Linked DNA regions of Homo sapiens: region 1 is linked to region 2. A link is an interaction called in ENCODE POLR2A ChIA-PET data of the cell type or tissue named here. Cell type or tissue: OCI-LY7. All regions are shown on one strand. Each heading gives the region's core, and the rest is flanking DNA. Links, peaks and the distances in the headings are about the cores only.

The links. Peaks named below come from ENCODE experiments on the same cell type or tissue, not always from the same donor. Only the 100,000 strongest peaks of a DNase experiment are listed, where the experiment ranks them.
Region 1: POLR2A ChIA-PET joins it to region 2 with 5 read pairs; 2 of 35 experiments call an interaction of 5 or more read pairs at or near these places.

What each region holds. Positions count from the first base shown.
Region 1 is chrX:24,773,588-24,784,081 of GRCh38, forward strand. The region is part of intron 26 of POLA1 (DNA polymerase alpha 1, catalytic subunit); the gene reads left to right. Among named protein-coding and RNA genes, the nearest start is that of POLA1, 85 kb to the left of the region's middle. In OCI-LY7, for the core only: no CTCF peak of the experiment used is centred there; DNase peaks (open chromatin) are centred at 4,274 and 6,034; H3K4me3 peaks cover 1,393 bases; H3K27ac peaks cover 4,539 bases.
Region 2 is chrX:24,835,003-24,845,496 of GRCh38, forward strand. POLA1 (DNA polymerase alpha 1, catalytic subunit) reads left to right here. Exons shown (of 37, transcript NM_001330360.2): 33 at 6,650-6,828; 34 at 8,544-8,675. Among named protein-coding and RNA genes, the nearest start is that of POLA1, 150 kb to the left of the region's middle. In OCI-LY7, for the core only: a CTCF peak has its summit at 3,803 (motif pointing right); DNase peaks (open chromatin) are centred at 3,819 and 4,559; H3K27ac peaks cover 525 bases.

The DNA of each region.
Region 1 (10,494 bases), core at 2,312-7,311, 61 kb before region 2:
GAATATTTACCTCATGACGTTTGTTGGGAAGATTAAATAAGTTATTAAATGTGAAGCACTGAGAGTAGTTTCTGGTCCTTAGTAAGTGATCAATAAAGATGAGCTGCTATTGTTAATCTTTCTCTCAGATGGTAGATAACACTTCTTAAATGAATGCCTGAGTCAGTGTCATAAATGCTTTGTATGCTGGTGGGATGGGTCCATATTGCAAATGAAATGTGATGTGTAAGTTTTGCATTTATGTTTTATAATATTAGAACCGTCATGTAAAGATAGGGCTGAGAGTTATACTGTGTAGCTCCAGAAGGTAGAGATACGGTTTATTGATAGGAATTAGTGATAAGATACTTTCTACCAATTAGCTCTACTCAATAGTGGAGTTGCCCTTTCAGGTAGTGGAAGAATTCAGGTACAAGCTTCCAGACCATTACAAGTACATAATTGAAAAGAGAGGGCTTCTTTGGCTAGAGGTGAGACTAGATGACCTCTAAAGTCCCTTCCAACTCTAGGCTGATTCTGTGATTTTGAGTGGCATATGTAGGATTATCACATATCATGCAATAAGGCCCCACGAGTACATCTTTGGAAGGGTTGATGCTGCTAATCCTTGCCCACTCTGCCCTCTCTGCTTCAGTTTCTTTCACCTGTTGTGTGTCAGCCTGACAGTGGCCCATTCCTCAGCTTGATTCAGTTTTACAGCCCAGCTTAGTGTCCCAGGCTGCTCCCTCCTCAGCAGCAATGCCTAGAGGATGAGTATATGAACCAAGGGCACATTTTTCATAAGCATACAAGAAAATAGAAGATTGTTGCCTGCAAAGTGTATCTCAGAATTGTATTTTAAAAAAACAAGCAACAGTTTTGACCATGCCAGATGTACTCTTGTCGCTTTATTCGGGGCCAAGGGTGGACTTTACCTTTTTTGCTCAGCAGCTCTGGGCACTGGGTTTCTCTGCTTGTCTGGTTTCTTGCCTAAGTTCAGCATCAATATTCTAATCCCCTGGGAAGGAGCAGTTGAGCCCACACTGTTGTATATACTATGTGGGCTTGTATACCTTTGGCTGAGATTATTTTTCTGTCATGAACTCTGATTCCTTGCCTTATGCTATTTAAAGGTAGCTTCAAAATAAAGTTAGAAAGCTGAATTGGGAGCCCAACCAATTGCTTTTTCTTTTCAGGGTTCTTTGCTGAATAATTTCTGACACATCAATTGTGTAATTGTTTTGTGCTGCTCTCCCCATTTATAATATTTGGAGCATTGGCTTTTTGCCACACTTGTCAAGGGTTTATGGGAGTTAGTGACACGTAGTATACAAGGTTCTTTGAGATTCTTTCATGAAACTTGGTATTATCTTGAAAGCAAAAGGTTTAACTGTTCATTTGTTAGATGACTAGTGGGATTTTAAACAGATATAATCACACCATGTCTTTTTTTTAAATGTGATGTTACGTACATATGAACTTTTACTGCTCAAATTTTAAATTATGTGTTTTTTTTTCTTTTTTGTGTTTATAAAATCCATTATTAGCAAATACCTCAGGAAAACTTTAGAGTGAAAGTCCTGAAAAAATTTTCCACTCCATGTTTTTTAATGTTGTGGTTTGTCCTTAGTTTTGCCATCTGGTAATGAATGGTTGAAGTGATAAACTCCTGGCACCACCGCATTTTGCTGTTGATACTAGTGTGTGTCTATAGCTTGTGGTACAGAAGCACTAAGTGAGGTCCATGCTGTACAGTGAGAAGCCGAAAGAGTTGCTGCTCTGTGTGCCAGGTGGGTTAATATGTTTTAGAGAAAGCATCTGTGGAATTTTACAGTGGATGTTCTTTTGTAGCCGTATTAATTTTACTCCTTTTGAGTAGTATCATTTTACCAGCCAGAATCTAGAGCACGCACATGCATTATCAGAGTGATTTGAAACAGTGGTGTACACACGAGCACTGTGGGGATGGTTCTGATGCTTTCAAGGCCTAGAGTCTCACTGCATATATTCTGAGCCAGAGTGTTAATCCTACTGCCTTAAGAAGCCTTTGCTTCTCCTTTTAGTCTTTAGAGTTTATGAAACCAACAGCTTTGTAGTCTTCAATAGGAGGATTGTACATAGAGCTCTAAAGATTCTTGGAACATAGAAACCATAAAGAGGAACGTGTCTGTGTTTACTCTTGTGTTGTGTTATATGCACAGTGTAGAACTTTTTAAAATTGAAACAACAGAGGTAGATGATATTTTAAAAGATTACTAAACATTAGATTTTTAGACTCATCTCATTTAGGCTGAAAGGAACCTTCTAGTCCAGCCCCCTCATTTTACAGATGAAAAAATATAAGTCCATAAGGTCCCACTGAGCCTGAATCAGGGTTGATGTAAAACCTAGAGGTCTTCCTTCCCAAGCCAGATCTGGTTGGATCTCACCGCTCTTGTAACTGCTATAGAACACCACTGTAGCATTTAGAAAGTACTGAATCATTATGTAAGAAAATGACTCTCTCAGTAAAACAGTGTAGTTGTTGAGTCCATAGTCCAAGCAGGTTTTATCGTTTGTATTAAGTAACTTCAGCTGTTCCATAGTCTTCAGAAAGTCTGAGCTGACTATATTTATTTTATCCACCTTTTACCCAGTTAACAGAATGCTTACTCTCTTATTGCCACTTAAAAGTCATCTGGAAGACTCATGCTGATAATGTAATGCATGGTGAAGGAAGGGGGTAAAGTAGGAAAACATAATTATTGCATGCACGGTCTTTTTAAAGGCTCTTTTCTCCTCTTTTTCCCAGTTTAGTTGGGTAGATCTGATTTATATAGCATTTTCCCCCCTTTTCCTAAATTGGATAAGAGCTGGAAGACTATTCAGGAAAAGCTATAAGCTATAGCAAAGCGTGTGAAAAGACAGTAGTTTGTGCCTTTCTCAACCTTGTTATAGATCTGTGGATAGTTTGGAGTTTACAAAACTGTACTTAAATATTTTCTTTAATATAGGTTAGGGACAGATTTCTATTTGCTATTGATGACTGTCAAAACAACTTCCCTAGAATGATTGTCACAGAGCATGGGGCCTCATTTTCTGATGGAGAAACTGCTTTGGTTTATTCTCACTGTTTTTACATGATTATTTCTTATTTTCTCAAGTGCTTATGACATTTAAAAAATCTGTGGTTGAGAATTGTGGCAGCCAGTATTATGAGAAAGAGAAACTAGGTGCCTGTAAACTATTTAAATACAAACAAATGATAGCAAAACTTAACCAGGAAGAACATGAGTTTGAAATTGTTGATGAACGTGATCTAGGCCTAAGACAAGCTGAAACTGTATTTCTCATTCATTCTTTCTTAACCAGAATTGCTTTACCTTCAAACTCAAGCAAATCTTTTGTTTAATCCTTGAGAATTGATACTTCAGAGGATTTCTTTATTTCAGTTATTGATGGACATTATTCTTAGGATTCAGTACTGGGTCAAGATGTGTGTTTTTTCAGCAATGTTTGACTGAATCCCAAGCTTTCTCAAGGCATATTTAAAAACCAGTACTGGTAATAGGCAGACTTACATACAGTTTTATCAGTTTATCTCTGCTTTTTTGAGGGAGAGGGAGTTTCAGCTAAGTTGGGTTTGTGCTCGTGAAATACAATACAAAAAGATTTGACCAAATAACTTTCTAATCATCCTTGCTGTATGTATATTTTGGTAAAATCCTGCTCACAGGGAAAATGTCTTGTTAATTTTTGGTTACACTAAAGACATTCTGAGCAACTAACTTTGGTGTGTAGGGCTAAAATTACTTGAAATGCTGAGATTGTATTGTTTTGGGAAGAACTTAAGTAGCATTCTATTTGTGTTAAATGTTCTTGTTAAGGCAATGGAAAAGATATTAGTTGAATATATTTTTTCAAATTAACTTTTTTGTCTTTGTGTTTTTATTTTAAAAAGCTTATTGTATTGTCTTGTATTAAAAAAACACATAATGGAAAATTTACCATCTTAACCATTTTTAAGTGTGCAGGTGCACACAACACAGGTGCACTACGCAATTCACTGCCAGTTACAGTAGAGTAAGAAGTAGATATTTGCCTTTGGGGATCTTGGGAAGAAGACTGCTATCTATCTCTAATCCTCATGGAATCCTTAAGTGGTAGGTGCCAAGGGCTAAGGTGAGGGGGGAGAGGTGGAGGGAGTTGTTTAATGGGTACAGAGTTGAGCTCCTTTCTCTATAAAGCATTTAAGCTTTTTTGTTGCCATTAATTGCTTCTATGGGCTAAAGAAACTGAAAGTGTGGGCAGGTAATCACTTGGCTACTAATATAAAGAGGAAGTGAAACAAAGGACTGGCTTAATGGTTCAGGGTGGAAAGTATACACAGTTAAAAGTAATGTTATATGGTCTTGTAAATAGTTGTGCATATATCCGATGTCAATAAGAATTAGTAATACCAAGTTAAAAGAAAAGCATTATTTTAATATTTGTATACCTTTTGGAAATGAAAGATGGGATTATTTAAAGAGCAAAAAACTAAAGATGTTCTAGTTGGTAAGTGACTTTATTTGATGTGATTTGTTATTCGGATTTACCTGTGATTAGAGTGGTCATATATTCTTAATAGTTTCTTCCTTTTTGTGAGACAAGGTAAGAGCAGCTTGGCATCTAAGTTTTGGATAATGTGTTGCTACTTGATTTTTTTTTTCCCCAAGATGGAGTCTTGCTCTGGAGTGCAGTGGCACGATCTCGGCTCACTGCACCCTCCACCTCCCAGGTTCAAGCGATTCTTCTGCCTCAGCCTCCTGAGTAGCTGGGACTACAGGCGCCCGCCACCACACCTGGCTAATTTTTGTATTTTTAGTAGAGACGGGGTTTCACCATGTTGGCCAGGCTGGTCTTGAACTCCTCACCTCAAGTGATCTGCCCGCCTTGGTCTCCCAAAGTGATGGGATTACAGGCGTGAGCTGCTTGCTTTTGAGAGGCATCCTAAACATGTTGGATGGCCTACCCTTATTTTCTGAACTAAAATATGTTAAAATTAATTTGGTTTTGAGAACTTTTGAAAAATCATCTGACTTTAATCTAGCTAATATGAGTTTTTTTCCCTATGCTCTGGGCACTATCCTAAGTATTTTACATACATTACTTAATCCTCATAGAAACCCTGTGATATTATTTTTCCTTTTTTACAGAAGAGGAAAGCAGCTATAGAGAGGTTAAATTGCTCACTTAAGGTCATAGATGTAACGATGGAATTAGGATTTGAACCCAGGTGGTTGGCTGTGGGTTGACATTTATCATTTTAACTGCTTTGTGATGTTACTCCATACTGAGCATGTAAATGTTCTTGGCACTCAGCACATTGTAGGATTTAAACAAATAACATTTATATCTGTTGAGCTTCTTAGAATGACTGGAGATGAAGTAGTCTGCTATAAAAATAAGATAGGAAGCCATTGTACTGGACACTACTGATTTAGCTAATTGATTTCAATCCAGGAACTGATTAGACATTTCTTTCTTTCTTTCTTTCTTTTTTTTTTTGAGATGGAGTCTCACTCTTATCACCCAGGCTGGAGTGCAGTGGCGCCATCTCGGCTCACTGCAACCTCTGCCTCCCGGGTTCAAGCAATTCTCCTGCCTCAGCTTCCTGAGTATTTAGGATTACAGGTGCCCACCATCACACCCAGCTAATTTTTATATTTTTAGTAGAGACGGGGTTTCACCACCTTGGCCAGGCTGGTCTCGAGCTCCTGACCTTGTGATCCACCTGCCTCAGCCTCCTAAAGTGCTGGGATTACAGGCGTGGGCCACCGCGCCCGGCCTAGACATTGATTTCTAACCTTGAGGTCCATGTGTGAGTTCCAAGAGAAACTAAAGAATGACCTCAGACAATCATTTAGCAAATGATATTGTTTTGTTCATGTAGTATGGCTTTTGTCCTCTGCTTTTATACTTGTACAATAATAGAATTTAAGAACTGGTCCTGACTTGGTCTAGGTAGTCAAATTCAACCTCTGCATTTTACCATTTGAGGAAACAGGTAAAAGAACCTTCTTAAGGTCACTAAAAAAGGAAGTGCCAGAGCCAGGATTTAATGCATAATAGCTCACACTGACCTAGTTTTACCATGAGCCAGGCAGTGTTCTAGAGGCTTTATATATGTTAACTCATTAACTCCTCAGAACAAGCCTATGAAACAGATACTGCTATATACCCACGTTACAGCTGAGAAAACTGAGGTTATGTAACATACACAAAGTCACACAACTAGTAATGAGTAGAGCCAGGATGCAAATCCAGTCATTTTGGCTCCAGTTTGTCTCCAAACCCTCCTCATGGTTGTAACATATATAATTGCCATCTTTTTTTAAGAGCAAAAATGGTTGAATATCAGCCATTTCTTATAGTTCAATCTGACATAGCTTGAGCTCTTTCTATGGCATTTCAGTACCTTACCACAATGCGTATTTGTGGTTATTATTATATCCCACTTGATCTTGGTATATGATCCTTTTAATGTGCTGTTGAATTTGGTTTGTTAGTATTTTATTGAGGATTTTTATATCTATGTTCATCAGGAGTTCGGCCTGTAGTTTTCTTTTTCTTTTCATATCTTTGATTAGCTTTGGTATCAGGGTAATGCTGGCCTTGTAAAATGAGGTTGGAAGGGTTCCTTCCTCTTCACTTTTTTGGAAGAATTTGAAAAAGATTGCTGTTCTTTAAATGTCTGGTAGAATTCACCAGTGAAGCCAACGCATGTTGGTCCAGTATCCTGTTGAATAGAAGTGGTGAGATCAAAAATACTTATCTTGTTTCTGGTATTAGGGGGAAAGCATTTAGCCTTTCGGCATTAAGTATGTTGTCAGCTGAAGATTTTTCTTGTATGTCCTTTTTCAAATTGAGGAAATACCTTTTTGTTCTACTTTCTTGAGGGTTTTTTAAAACCAGTAATGAGTGTTGGATTTTTTCAAATGCCTTTTCTATGTCTATTGAAGTGATCATGAGATTTTTTTTGTTTTGTTCTGTTTTATTTTTTAGTTTGTTAATATGGTGATTTATAATGATTGCTTTTCAGGTGTTAAGTCAACCTTGCATTTCTGGGCTAAACCCCACTTGGTCATGTCTATGAATACTTTATTTTTGGATTTTTATTTACTAAAACGTTTAGAATTTTTACATGTATGTTTATGAGGAATATTGGTCTGAAATTTTCTTTTCTTGTAATATCTTTGTCAGTCTTGGTCAGACTAGGGTAATGCTGCCCTCACAATGTGTTGAGAAATATTCCTTCCTCTTCCATTTTCTGGGAGAGTTTGTGTAGAACTGGTATTATTTCATCTTTAAATGTTTGGAGTAATTCACCACAGAAACTATCTGGGCCTGGACTTTTATTTGTTTAAAAATTTTTAACTACAAATTCAATTTGTTTGACAGACAGTCAAGTTGTCTGTTTCTTCTTGAGTGAGCTTTAGTATAATAGTTTGTGTCTTTCAAGAAATTTGTCAGATTTATTGGCACGAAGTTTTTAAATAACATTCCCTTTTTATCCTTTTAATATCTAGAATTGGTAATGGTGTCATCTCTTATTGCTGATGTTGGTAATTTGTGTCTTTTCTTTTTTTCCAGCGATGGTAGTCACCCTGAACTCTGTCTTCTGGCTCTTCAAGCCAGAAGAAATGGGCATCTTGCCTGGTGCCTTTCCTTTTTACCAATTGTAGACATCCCTCCATTTTTGGCAAGTTTTTCGTTGTGCTCCAGTGCCTTCAGGTAGTGGCTTTTTACATTGTCCAGAGGTTATCAACGGTAAGAGGCTATTTTTGCCCAGTGCTGAAGATGGCATCTCTGGGTTTTGGTTTTGTAACATTCTAGCAAAGCCAGACATGCTTTGCTGCAGTGAAAGTGTGGAACTGGATAATTGAGCAGCACTGTTTATTCATTGTTGCCTTTATTGGATCTCATATGGAATAACCCCACTGGATATTAGAGTAAATTACAGAGTTAGGAAAAGGTGAAAAAGAGAAATGTCGGGTTAGCTCTTTTCAAAATATTTTCAGTGGGAGAAATTGTTGTCACTTTAAAAAGTGAGCTTTTTAAAAAACGAACATTTTGAGTACTGAATATGTTAAGCTTCTGAATGATTTTGAGTGCTTTTGCTTGTCATGGGGAAGTTTTTCAAGAGAAGATGACCTTTTAGGCCTAAAAACAAAGCATTTCTAATTGCTTAATGTGTATTGTATCAAGTAAATTATCATTAGGTCATATTAATGCTATGATACTTAAATATTTTATTTGTAGTGGAATCCATTTTCTGATCATTTTATACTGAGCATTTATGCCAATTTTAGTATATATTGTAATTCAAATTAAAAAATGCTAGAAGTCATCTTAGGTCTCTGGATCTCAGCCTGGTATTTACTGAGTAGCTGTCAGGAGCCATGCACTGTTCTAGGCACAGGAGGTTCAGTGGTGAATGAGGAGCTTATATTCTTAGAAGCTCAGAAATCTAACCCTGTTAGCACACTGTAGATGGTCAGACTCACATGTACTTGCCCTAATGCCAATTTGTTCATCTGAAATGAGAAGTACAGCTGTTAATTAGACTGGTGAGGTCGAACTGAGAGATTAGTGCATTTTCTCTTTATAGACAACCCACATGGGAAGCCAAATTACAATCACAAGGTTGCTTGGTGAGAATGGAATCAAAACAAAGGGACTTGGATAGATAATCCATGATTAGGACACACCTGCCACAGAGACTATTTGGGTTTTCCCTAAGTAGTGCTGAGCAGTAAAGCTTGCCAGTGTCTGGGTCTTCAGACTTATTTTTATGCTGACCATTTTCCTTTGTTCACACCATCTTTTTCAAACCAAGCTGCAATACAGTTCACTAAATGACAAGCACATTCCAGGCCTGCTTCCTAAGATTAAACTTAGATCACCTTTGGAAACATGTAGAGGCTTCCAAATTCTGAGCTTAGGTACACACCTGTAGAGAGTCTCTTGTTTGATTTCAACAGAGTGCTACCTTAGCCATTGTGCAAGTGCGTTTTTACCCTCAGAGGGTATCATTTTTTTCCCCCTTACATCCATGGTGTGGGGGAAGTGTTTGAGTCCCTTATAGTGGTCCCCATGTACTGCCAATAATACCGTTTTATTCTGTTCAAGTGGTAATGGAAGATTTGACTTCTGTTTTTTTATATGATTTACTGATGCCAAACCCTTATTAAATCAGTCCCCACTTCTACCATGTTTCCACAGGAGAGGCTAATCTGTCTTAATAAGGTAAAATGAATTTATTTGAAAATGTAGTAAATGTAATAAATAGCTAAACTTAAACCTAGAAAGTCCTGGAACCCAAGCATACATGTTTGATTTTTGTTGTTGTTGTTTAATGAGGGGATATACTGGAATTCTCTTTAAAAGATCCAGGGAACATGCCTTTAGGGATGAATCACATGCCTTGAGGTCTAATAGAGACCCAAACATTGGAATTGTGAGCCATTTTCACATACTAGATTCTTATATTGTTCCTTCAGTTATTGTCTGTACACCAGTGGCCCACAATCCAGGTTAAAGTACTACTCAGTTTGCTGTTAAAAAAAGTAAACGAAGTTAAGACCCAGTGATAGCCATGGTTGTCATATTTTCAGTACAAATAAAGTGGTATCACTGTCCATATATCCACCAAAACCTATGGTCAGCCAGCAAAGCCTTGGCAGGTACCTGTTTGCAGGTTCCTTGGAGGCAACAACCATAACAACAATAGCAATAGTGAAAGCACATAGTGATATATGTGTGTAGTGCTTTGTAGTTTTTTCACAGAGCCCTGTCACCTGAATTATCTAAATTTCACAAGTGCAATATATAATGTGTAGGTATGCTGGTAACCATTTCTGCTTTCTAGTCAACCATAACCTTACCTACACTCTTTTGTACTATAAATTTTTGGCCTGAGAAATAGGAAAATCTATTTTCCCCATTCAGACTGCCAAAATACCTTCTTTTATGGACAAATTTAATTATTTCGTGAAATTTTAGGCTATGCTTCTAAGGATTCTTAACACCAAGTTTAAAGTCTTTTCTTGATTTATTTTTTTTAAGCTAATAAAAATACCAGGCCATTCTCAACCATTTTTTAGTCTCCACACCATTCTTAAAATATATCCCAATTAATAACAGTTTTCCTTACATTACTTGTGCAGATATCAGTGTTCTGATTTTGCACCGTCCAGTATGGTAGCCACTAGCCACAGGTGGCTATTTAAATAAATTATTTAAAGTTAAATAAAAATTCAGTTTCTAAGTCACACTAGCCACATTTCAAGTGCTCAATAGCCATTATGTGGCTAGTGACTACAGTGAGTACAGATATAGAACATTTCCATCATTGCAGGAAGTACTATTGGAAAGCGTTGTTCTAGAAATCTAATTCCTGCTTAGTTTTGGGGGGGAAGATAGTCAAACAGTTCTACCATTTATCATTTTATCTGCAAGATTTATATTTCTTTTTTTTTTTTTTTTTTTTTG
Region 2 (10,494 bases), core at 1,935-6,934:
ATCCTATATATTTATTTTGTGTGTTAATATTTCATTTTGCATTTCCTTTTTTTTTTTTTTAGAGACAAAGAGTCTCACTCTGTCACCCAGGCTGGAGTGCAGTGGTGCGATCTCGGATCACGACAACCTCTGCCTCCCAGGTTCAAGCGATTCTCCTGCCTTAGCCTCCTGAGTAGCTGGGATCGCAGGCATGCGCCACCACCCCCGGCTGATTTTGTTTTGTATTTTTAGTAGAGACGGGGTTTCACCGTGCTGGCCAGGCTGTTCTTGAACTCCTGACCTCAGGTGATTCTCCTGCCTTGACCTCCCAGAGTGCTGCGATTACAGGCGTGAGTCAGTGCGCCCGGCCCATTTTGCATTTCTAAAAGAAAAGATTCCCCTTTTCAGCATAACTACATTATTATCACATCACACCAAAAAACCTCACAATTCCTTCATTTCATCTAATTTCCAACAAGTGTTTATATTTCCGTGATTGCACTATGAATACACTTTTTTTAAAAAGCTCCTTGTTTGGATTGGAATCCAGTCAGGGTCAACTTGGTAGTTAATTTCTATTTTTTTTTTTCCTTTGTTGATCCTCCCAGTTTGTTAATTAAAGAAACTGGGCTTTTTGTCCTATAGAATTTTTCTCATTCTGGAGTTTACTGATCACATCCTGGTGGTATCTTTTAACATGTTCCTCTGTCTCCTATGTTTCCTATAAATAGTTAGATCTAAAGATGTGATTATATTTAGGCTCAATTTATTTTATTTTATATTTTCTAAAATATAAAATACACACTTCTTCCTAGGCAATGGGGTTTATGTCTATTTGAGTTTCAATGCATTTTGCAACAAATTCATAGATGTTTCATAAGAAATATTTAGAATGCAATTTTCTCACCTTTCCAAGTGTGAATTTTTCATAGTATAACATGCATACAGAAAAGTACACAAAACCTAACTAAACTGCTTGATAAATTTTCACAAGGTCATCATGCACTAGTGTAGTCATTACTGAGCTCAAGAAACAGTACATTACTACATTCCCAGAAGGCCCCTCATGTCTCCTAGAAATGATCCTCTACATACCTGGCATCTAATAACATAGATGAGGTGGATTTTTGGGGATATTACACAAATTGCGTCTTTGTTCTTTGTGTCTAGACTACTTTTACTGAATATTGTTTGTGAGATTCATCCATGTGGTTGTCCTTCCTTTCTGTAAATTCTGTATAATATTTCATTGTCTGAATATACCACACTGTATGGCTATCTACTGGAGGTACACCTATGAGTTGTTTCCACATTTGAGGTATTTTGAATAGTGCTGCTTTGAGAGTTGTTGTACAGGTCCTCTGTCAAACGTAAGCATGTATTTTTCTTGGGGATGTACTAAGGAGAATTGCTAGGCCATCAGGGACATGTATGTTTACTTTTAGTAGATTCTGCCAGTTTTCCAAAGCGGTTCTACTCGTTTACACTTCCTACTAGCAGTGTTTGGGTGCTCCACATTCTTACCAACACTTGGTAAGATAGTGTTTTCCATCTTCATTTTACATGGTGGCATAGAGTTGTGGTTTTAATTTGTATTTCTTTGATGACTAATGAAGTTGAACACCTTTTCACATGCTTCTTGGCCATTGGAGTATTTCCTTTCGTGAGGTGCCTGTTCAAGTCTTTGTCTGTTGTCCTGTTGGCTTTTCTTTTTCTTATTGATTTGCAGGCATTTCCTATGTGTTCTAATTACGAGTCTTTTGGAAGTATATATTACAGTTTGAGTATCCGTTATCTGAAATGCTTACGACCAGAAGTGTTTGGGATTTTTTCGGATTTTGTAATATTTGCATATAGATAATTAGCTATCTTAGAGATGAGACCCAAGCCTAAACATGAAGTTCATTTATGTTTTATATACATCTTATACACGTAGCCTGAAGGCAGTTTTATACAATATTTTAAAAAATTTTGTGCCTGAAACAAAGTTTTGACTGCAACTCATCACATGAGGTCAGGTGTGGAATTTTTCACTCGTGGTATCATGTTGGCACTCAAAACGTTTCAAATTTTGGAGGATTTCAGATTTTTGGATTAGGGATGTTCAACCTACACAAACATCTTTTCCTATTTGGCATGCTTTTTAAGAGTATAATTCACATAATTTACCATAAAATGCTAAAATCTTGAGTATTATACAATCAGTTATCTAGGCACAGACACAGAACATTTTCATCACTCCAGAATGTTCCCTCGTGCCTCTTCCCAGTCAGCACCTCTGTTATAGTAGCAATCGCTCATCTGAAATCTATCAGTATAAGTTAGTTTTGCCTATTCAAGATTTTCGTATAAATGGTTTCCTACAGTATATACTCTTTTTGTGTGCAACTTCTTTCACTTAGCATGGTATTTTTGAGATTCATCTGTCTTGTTGCATGTAGCAGTATTCACTCTTTCATTGCTGAGTAGTATTAGCTGAGTAGTATTATGGTAGATTATACCAGTTAATCCATTCACTTGTTGATGGACATCTAGAGTGTTTCCATTTTTGGCTATTATGAATAAAGCTGCTATGAGCATTCTGTGGATATAGCATTCACCATTTGAAAATTATTTTTTTCTTTAATCATACTAAATTTTCAGTTCGCATATTGTCCTCTAAGATGTCCAGATATATGAAAGCCTGGACTCATGCAAAAGATAAATGGTTTACTTCCTCTAAGAAATTTTTACAAAAAAATTTCACTCAATGGGATTCTGTTAATTAGCTTCCCTCATAGATTAAATGATCCATATTACAAACAACTGCTTGTAAATACCAGTTACTCCCTTTACTCATTTGGAATTTCATTTATGTGGATTTTCCCTCTTCCCCACTTGCATGAACATATGTAAGGGTTTTACTGTAGTTATTTGCTGTTGCACTAATAGAGACCTTGTCTTTTGAAGGAAGGAAAGTATTTGATTAAATGTATCAGCCTCTCTAATAACAATATGTCTCAAGTTATGAACAGTTTAAAAACTCCTTGGGAGTGGGGGCAGGTGAACATTCTAAAAACAGGCATAATTTACAATGGTTAGAAAGTGCAATGGTAGAAAAATAATTTTGTGCTAAATGTCACACTGGGGGTGTGTGTGATAAGGCTATGGTGACTTAAGTAAAGACAGTACTGCTAAACTCATACACCCTGATGCCTATGATGTTACTTTCTATAAATACTTCTTGAAACATGAGAGTTTTGATCCTGTTGCCAAAATAATGTGAGATCCTAGAAATTTTCTAATTATAAATGACAGTATTTTAATTTCATTCCACTGCCTCTTTTGTACCCTCAACCCCAGCACAAATGAGTCCATCACTACAAGCCACATAATTGAATTAAAGCATACATCATCTCAGCCTATTCTGGGGGGAAACCACGGCTGCTCTTCCTCCAGATAACTAGTTTTGCAAAGCCCAGGCAGGCTGCTTCTTCCTTCATTCTGTGCCTCACCAAAAGACTTAAGTCACCTGTCAAGAGCTAGCCTAAAAGAAATGGAAGTTACTTTTCTCAAATGGGGCATAAAGTTTGTTCCTTTAAGCCAGTTCAGAGAAAGCTTTCAGTAGAAGCAATAAGGAATTTGGGATTCAGTTTTGCATTTCTTGCTCAAAGACTAATGTACGCAGTGTAACATTAATTATACGGTGTAGATGCATGTAGGGCAAGTGCAGTAATAAAGATTTTGCTTTAATGTCATTTTTGACAGAAGTGTTTAATTTTGGAGTGACAACAATTAAAAATGGAATTATATGTAGCTGCTGTTTTGCACATTTTAAAATTCAGAATCTCTACCTGTAGGTGGCAGCACCAGATACTTGTTTCTTGTTTCACTCCAGACTTAATGAGTTTAGGGTATAAGCAGTAAAACTTTAAAGTCTACTGAAACTTCGAAATAAGCTGCTGTTACCAGTTTTGTGAGAATTTGGAAAAACTAATGTATGTGTTGACTAAGTTTGGGGCTTATTTAACCCTGGATTTTCACCTTTTCAAAAAAGATTCCAGCAGCAATGATCCTTACTTTTTTAACATGACATTGTATGTTTTCTTAAAATGATTTAATTTAGCCCTCTGTGGTTTGCCTGTTGAACTTATAACTGCTCTCCCAAGAAAATAACTTTTTAATGGCATTTTGGTATTTAAGTAACTTGTACAAGGATCATTATATACCTAATATTTTAAGCTCATTACAGTCTCTTCTCCCTTTATATTTTTACATTTTAGCATTGAACTATGACCAAGAGACTATTGAGATTGAAGCTCCTTCCCCTGGGGAAAAAAAAAATCACCTTGGGAATAAATCTGAAGTAATTAGCTGAGCCAGTTGACTTTGTTACTGCCATGGGAAGATTGAGTGATTTGTAGAAATGGATATTTAGGGTAGACATTTAGAGTAGACATTTCACAGGGCCTGGTATTTTTCGCAAGTTGCAGCCAGTCGTTTGGGTGTTTCTCCATGAGTAAGTAACAAGATGGCCCACACCCACTTTTAGCTTACTCTGCAGGCAGGCTGTCCCGGGTCAGTGCTTGCAGGTTCATGCACTCAGGTGCACCAAGTGAGCCATGGCTGGTGGGGAGGGGTAGAGAGTAGCTCCTCTTGGTTCCTTTTCGTAGCCTGGCCAATTTTGTATATGTGCAAACCAGCATTGTTTTGTTCCTTTATTTTTGGACTGTGAAAGAAACTTGCCTTTTAGAAAAATCTTGCTTATTTTCTTTTTCCTTATCTTTTGATTAGTGTTGGCCTGGGAAATTGATTAATAGTCATAGGGTCAGAGAAAAAGTGAAGCTGCTTTCTCATAATTGCAAATAAATCAAAACATTATGTGAATACTTGGATTCACAACTAGAGTTTGAATTAGCGACAGTTACCCCTCACTACAGAGATGAACTGGCCTCATTCAGCGGTGTGGTCTCTCTCAATTCCTCTGACCATCCTTAGCTTTAAATGTGAGAGTATATGTATTCCCACATAATTCTCTAATTTACTATTTCTCTTAGGGGTTAGGTAACTTGTAAAATAAGAATGTATAGTGTCTTGGTGACAAGTGGCCCATGTTAACATAATTTATGTCACTAATGAAGAACAGCTTTTCAAATTGTTCTGAATGTGTATTCTTTGTTTTTATCATATACTACCACTTTAGGAAATACTTTAATTCCTACAACGAGTAGCTATTAACTTCATATGCAGCATGAACATGTCTCATATAGTTTTCTAAATGCATAATCTTGAGCGAGTACAGTCTGGATTAAATGATGTTCATTCACTATTTTATTTTTTCATTGAAATGACATTTATTTAGTGCTTGCCACGCAGTAGGCAGCGTTGAACTCGGTTTGTTCTATATTATCCAATTTAAACTTCAAAAGTGTATGATCAGTGATGCTACCTCCGTTTCGCAGGTGAGAAAAGTGAGACTCTGTGTCTCAGTTGTCTTATTCTTTGTTTGGCCCCTTTCAACTGTGAAGAGTCAGCCTCCAGTATTTTATAATTACTAGATGTCGCTTGACAGCTGACCAAATAGGATTTAGGATTCTGTCACTGAATTCTGAATGCATCTGTTAGATTTATCTACCTATGTAGCTGTTGATAAATTTTAAACAATTTTTAGATATTTTTGGTATTTGTGAGCTTTTGGCTTAGTGACTGTTTTATATTACTTATTTACCTTTATACTAAAATAAGATAGTTTTCTCTTAGATTTCCAAAAGCTTTTCCTTAGATTTCCAAAAGATAGAAATATTGTCTCTTATAATCTTTTCTTGAAAGCATCCCTTAGCAATCCCTAAAATTCTAAGAAACAGTGTAGAATAATTATTTTTAAGTATAAATTCAAATAGTAAATTTTGGCACACATGTTTTGACCAAGGGTAAATTAAATTGGTTGGCCTAAAAATGTTTCTTTTCTTTAATTAGTTTGTGGAAACAAAATAGCATAAACATGCATTGATTGATTTCTTATGTTGTTTTGAATGAAATATGGAAGGTATATTTGGTTTCAGGATTCTCAGGGACATTTTGGCCTGTAGAATCTGTAGACCCATTGTTTTTGCACATATTTTAAATTTCTGAATTTCGAACATCAAGAAAACCATGTTGCATTTTGTCTCAGATGCTGCTACTGAATTTTAACCACTGAATTAGATTGCAACCTACATGCTGTTAACTACTGAGCCAAGATGAAATCGACTACTGCATTGAAATCAGGGTTAGCTGTGTCTGCACTTGAAGGAGTTGTAATGGCAGTGAACCTGTTTTCTTTAATGGGATTTTTATTCCCTGATTTTATTCTCAGTTTTAATTGTGACTTTGATTTTAAGAGAATTTCTTAGTACACATTTATTTGAGGTTTTCATTGTAACTTTAAGAGAATAATAAAAAACATCCTATCGAAGTAGGTGCTTCCAAACCCATATGTTCAGTGGCATATTTCTGTGTTGTGTTGTTGCAGTTACTTGTTTTATTTATAAAGTATCTCTTGTAAAAAGAGAAGTCATTTGTCCATGTGCTTTTGAGTTCAAATGGTTGTGTGTATGTGCATGAATTTAAAATAATTTTTTGTGGGAGTTTTCTTCTTTGGGGTATTTTTGGAATACTTTTCTGAATTTGTTTTTTTCTTTTACATTAATAGGACTTGACCCCACCCAATTTAGAGTTCATCATTATCATAAAGATGAAGAGAATGATGCTCTACTTGGTGGCCCAGCACAGCTCACTGATGAAGAGAAATACAGGGACTGTGAAAGATTCAAATGTCCATGCCCTACATGTGGAACTGAGAATATTTATGATAATGTCTTTGATGGTTCGGTTAGTTGTTTCTGTCTTTCATTTTGTGAGTGAACTTGTATAAAGGCCTTACCCCCTTCCCCCACTATGGGGTATATAAAAAGGGCGAAATAAACACACACATGTTGCTTTCATGTGTTTAAAGAATTTTAGCATCATGTGAAATCTACCTTCACAGCTTGCTTTTATTTCTGTTTGAAAACTCTTACTTGAATGTGCTTGAATATTGTTTTGGCTTCCTAGAGTGCTTGACCTTGGTTTTTAAGTGGAATCCCTTAAAAATTCTAAATTATCTTAAAGTATTTTTATTATAATTTCTTAATTAGTAACCTGTATTGTCCCACTGTCAACCCCCATCTATTAAGACTTAGACCAATATTTTTCCTTATCTTAAATCAAGTTACTGGGAACTAAGTGTTTTGGGAAAGTTTGTGTTTGTCTTTACACATCCCACTTACCTCCATTTTGCAAAGGTACTCTTATCTTTTCTGCTGTCTTTGCATATTAGACATTTAAAAAGTCACAGGGAGACATTCCTTTCAAGAAGTACTGCCAAAAAATGTATTATTGACCTTGGATCAGAGCTTGAAACTTGGCCAATTTACTTGATTTCCACTGCAGTGTTATGCATGTACTAGCCATTGGCAAAGGAATAGGCAGCAGAACTGTGTAAAACCTTGAAACTGAAAGAAAAGACGCCCTTTATCTAAATTAAAAGTAATTATTTTAAGTTAATTTGGACAAACAGCAGATGTTTTGCATTTTTTTGAATCAAAACAAAGCAGTCTTTGGAAGCAAGTGCAAGGAAGAGGCAGACACAGATCAGCAATACTTGCTAAATCCTTGAGTTTTGCTTCATTACAGCTGTAAATAAGATAGTTAATTGCATGGAGGCTTGACGACTTGCAGATGGGCTAACTGTGGAAGAGCCGATGTCAAGCTCTGAAATCTCTTCCACCTGGAATTGCTTAGCGTGGCGGGTAGGGTTATGTACCAGATTGGAGCAGGAAACCAAGATGTTTAAGTATCAGAAAGGAAAACAAATGCTTCAGAAATCCCAACAGTTTTGCTATATATTACATTTGCCTTGTCTTTGTTTAAAACAAAACACAACAAAACAAAATGTTTTCTCCAAATATTAATATTTATTTATTTCAAATTTTTACTTCTCCTGCCTCCCTCCCCCAATACACTTCATTTTTTGGAAAAATTGCCAAAATTTTAGATTTGCTAAGCAGACAGTAAGTGATACTGTTTTTGTGGTACTACACTTTTAACTTTTAGACTTTATTTTTAAAATTAACTTGACAAGATGAAAACAAACTAATGTGATAAAGGCTCTTGTTTTTCTTCAAGTTTGTAATGAATAAATACAAATTTAAAGTTTTTAATCAGTATCTCTGAGAAAGAGGTTTATTTCCAGTAACATGACTTCACTGGTATTTACAGAGGGAAAATTATTTTATCCATAGAGTCCCTCGTATAGTGAATGTAAAATAGTGATTTCAGGGTTTTCCCTTTGACTTTGCACTCCATTATGATGATGGCAAGGAATGGAAGGTATGTATGACTAAAGCGGTCTTTGGGAGGAAAATAATTGAGAAGATAGGGTTAACAACTCACCAATAAAACGAATTAAGAATATTCAACACTAGGACAGCATGTAAGTTTTTAAGCACAAAAACCCTTTTATAGCCTCACAGTAATTTTTTGTATACTTCTCCTGACTTATGTAGGGAACAGATATGGAGCCCAGCTTGTATCGTTGCAGTAACATCGATTGTAAGGCTTCACCTCTGACCTTTACAGTACAACTGAGCAACAAATTGATCATGGACATTAGACGTTTCATTAAAAAGTACTATGATGTAAGTATCCATAATGATATTCTTACATACACAACTTATTGAGGTTTGGTACTTGTTTATTGGTTTTCATGAAACTAAAATTTTGAAAAGACTTTTGGGAAAAATTCCTAGTGAAATACTATTAATACAAATATGATAAAGTATGTAATTTTGGCATATTAGCATGACAAATTATTTGATAATTTCTCTCAGGCATTACATCTCTTTCATTTACGAGCAGTATTTTAAATAATGAAATTTTTACTTCTTTTAGAAAAAGCCAGAATATAATTAAGAAATGTTTTAGTTTATTGTTACCTAAATAAGACTAATTAAATGATTGCTTAGATCTTTGGATAAAGGAAGAAAAAAATCACTATTGGCTATTGTCAGCAAGTAGAGCCATAAGATCGTGTGTAGTGATCTTAGTGGACTGCCCACACAAAACTAATACTTTGTGTTTATGTAGCACTCTAAACGACTCCATACCCTAGTTTTTTGAGGAAATCAAATATCTTTTAAATTTAAATGCAGTTTTTCTGGCATTCAAAAGAGAATATCTAATTTTTATAAATTTATAGTAAAAATGCCAGAACAGTGAGTGATTTGTCTTCATTGGAAAGAAGGCTTTTATTCAGAGTTTTTGTTTTTAACGCATTTCACATGAATTAGTTTTTTTCTCTTCAAAAATTAAAAATTTCACATTTCCCACGTGATTTTTCTTAGTGTTTCAGTATGTCATTTGTCATCTAAACAAATTTTCTGTTACTTGAAAGTTTACTGTAACTTCTTTTTAAAAGCTACATTGGCAACACATTTCAAAAAAAAAAAAAAGCTCATGTCTTAGTTAAGGCCTATGACTTTTCTAAAGATTGTTCTGTACTTTTTACTCGTATTAGTTAACATATAATAGCATTTTCTTCTTTAAAATAGAACTCATTATGTGAAAAGTAACTATCAGATCATTAAGATGAAGAGTAAAAACATAGAGTTCCAGTATTATGATTTTGGTGTTGAATATATTTATCAGAAAAGCAAGTCAGTTTGCCTAAAGATTATTAAAAAATAATAATTATGACTACATTTTGGGAAAATCTGAAACATTTTAGTGAATAATCCTGTGCTGCCCTTACTGAACAGTGGATGGGAATAAAAGTTGGCTGTGGGGTCACATTCCTCAGTAGGTGAGATGTGCAGCACATGAAAATTTAGGCCAAATCAAAACTATTCAGCTCCTCATTTACAGGCCTCATTGAACAGAGTATGATCCTTGCTTGACTCTTGGGAAGAATTCTGAGCTTTCTCTCTGTGTTTAGTCTATCAAGATCTTCACCATGGAAATGTTAATACTAGAAGAAACTTATCTATTTCCTTCTTTAAGAGGGAATAGTCTGTTTTGACTAAGTTGCAAATACTCTGAAAAATGATCTTCTGTATAGCTAGAAATATGCCCTGACTGAAAGACTGATTTCTAACCTAATTGTGTGTATGTTGTGGTGGTGGTTATATAAGTATTTTTCAAGCTAAATAACCTACTTTTAGGGATCCAGATATTTAACACAAGGTTTCTAGAGCATTTGCTTTAATTGTTTTTTTGCCAGCCATCTCACTAACATCAAGTAACAGGTTTTTGTAGTTAACTGCCCACTTGATTGACATTTCTAAGGGATTTCTGATCAAAATAGCCATATGTCACTCCTGGGGTTAAAAATTGATATGACTGTCTTGAAAATTAGGAACTTATTTCTCTACTTTCTGATCTGAATTATATGTGATTGGATGGCAGAGAACGAAATCCGTTATTCGTTCTTATGGCCTCATGCTAAACAAATATTTCAAA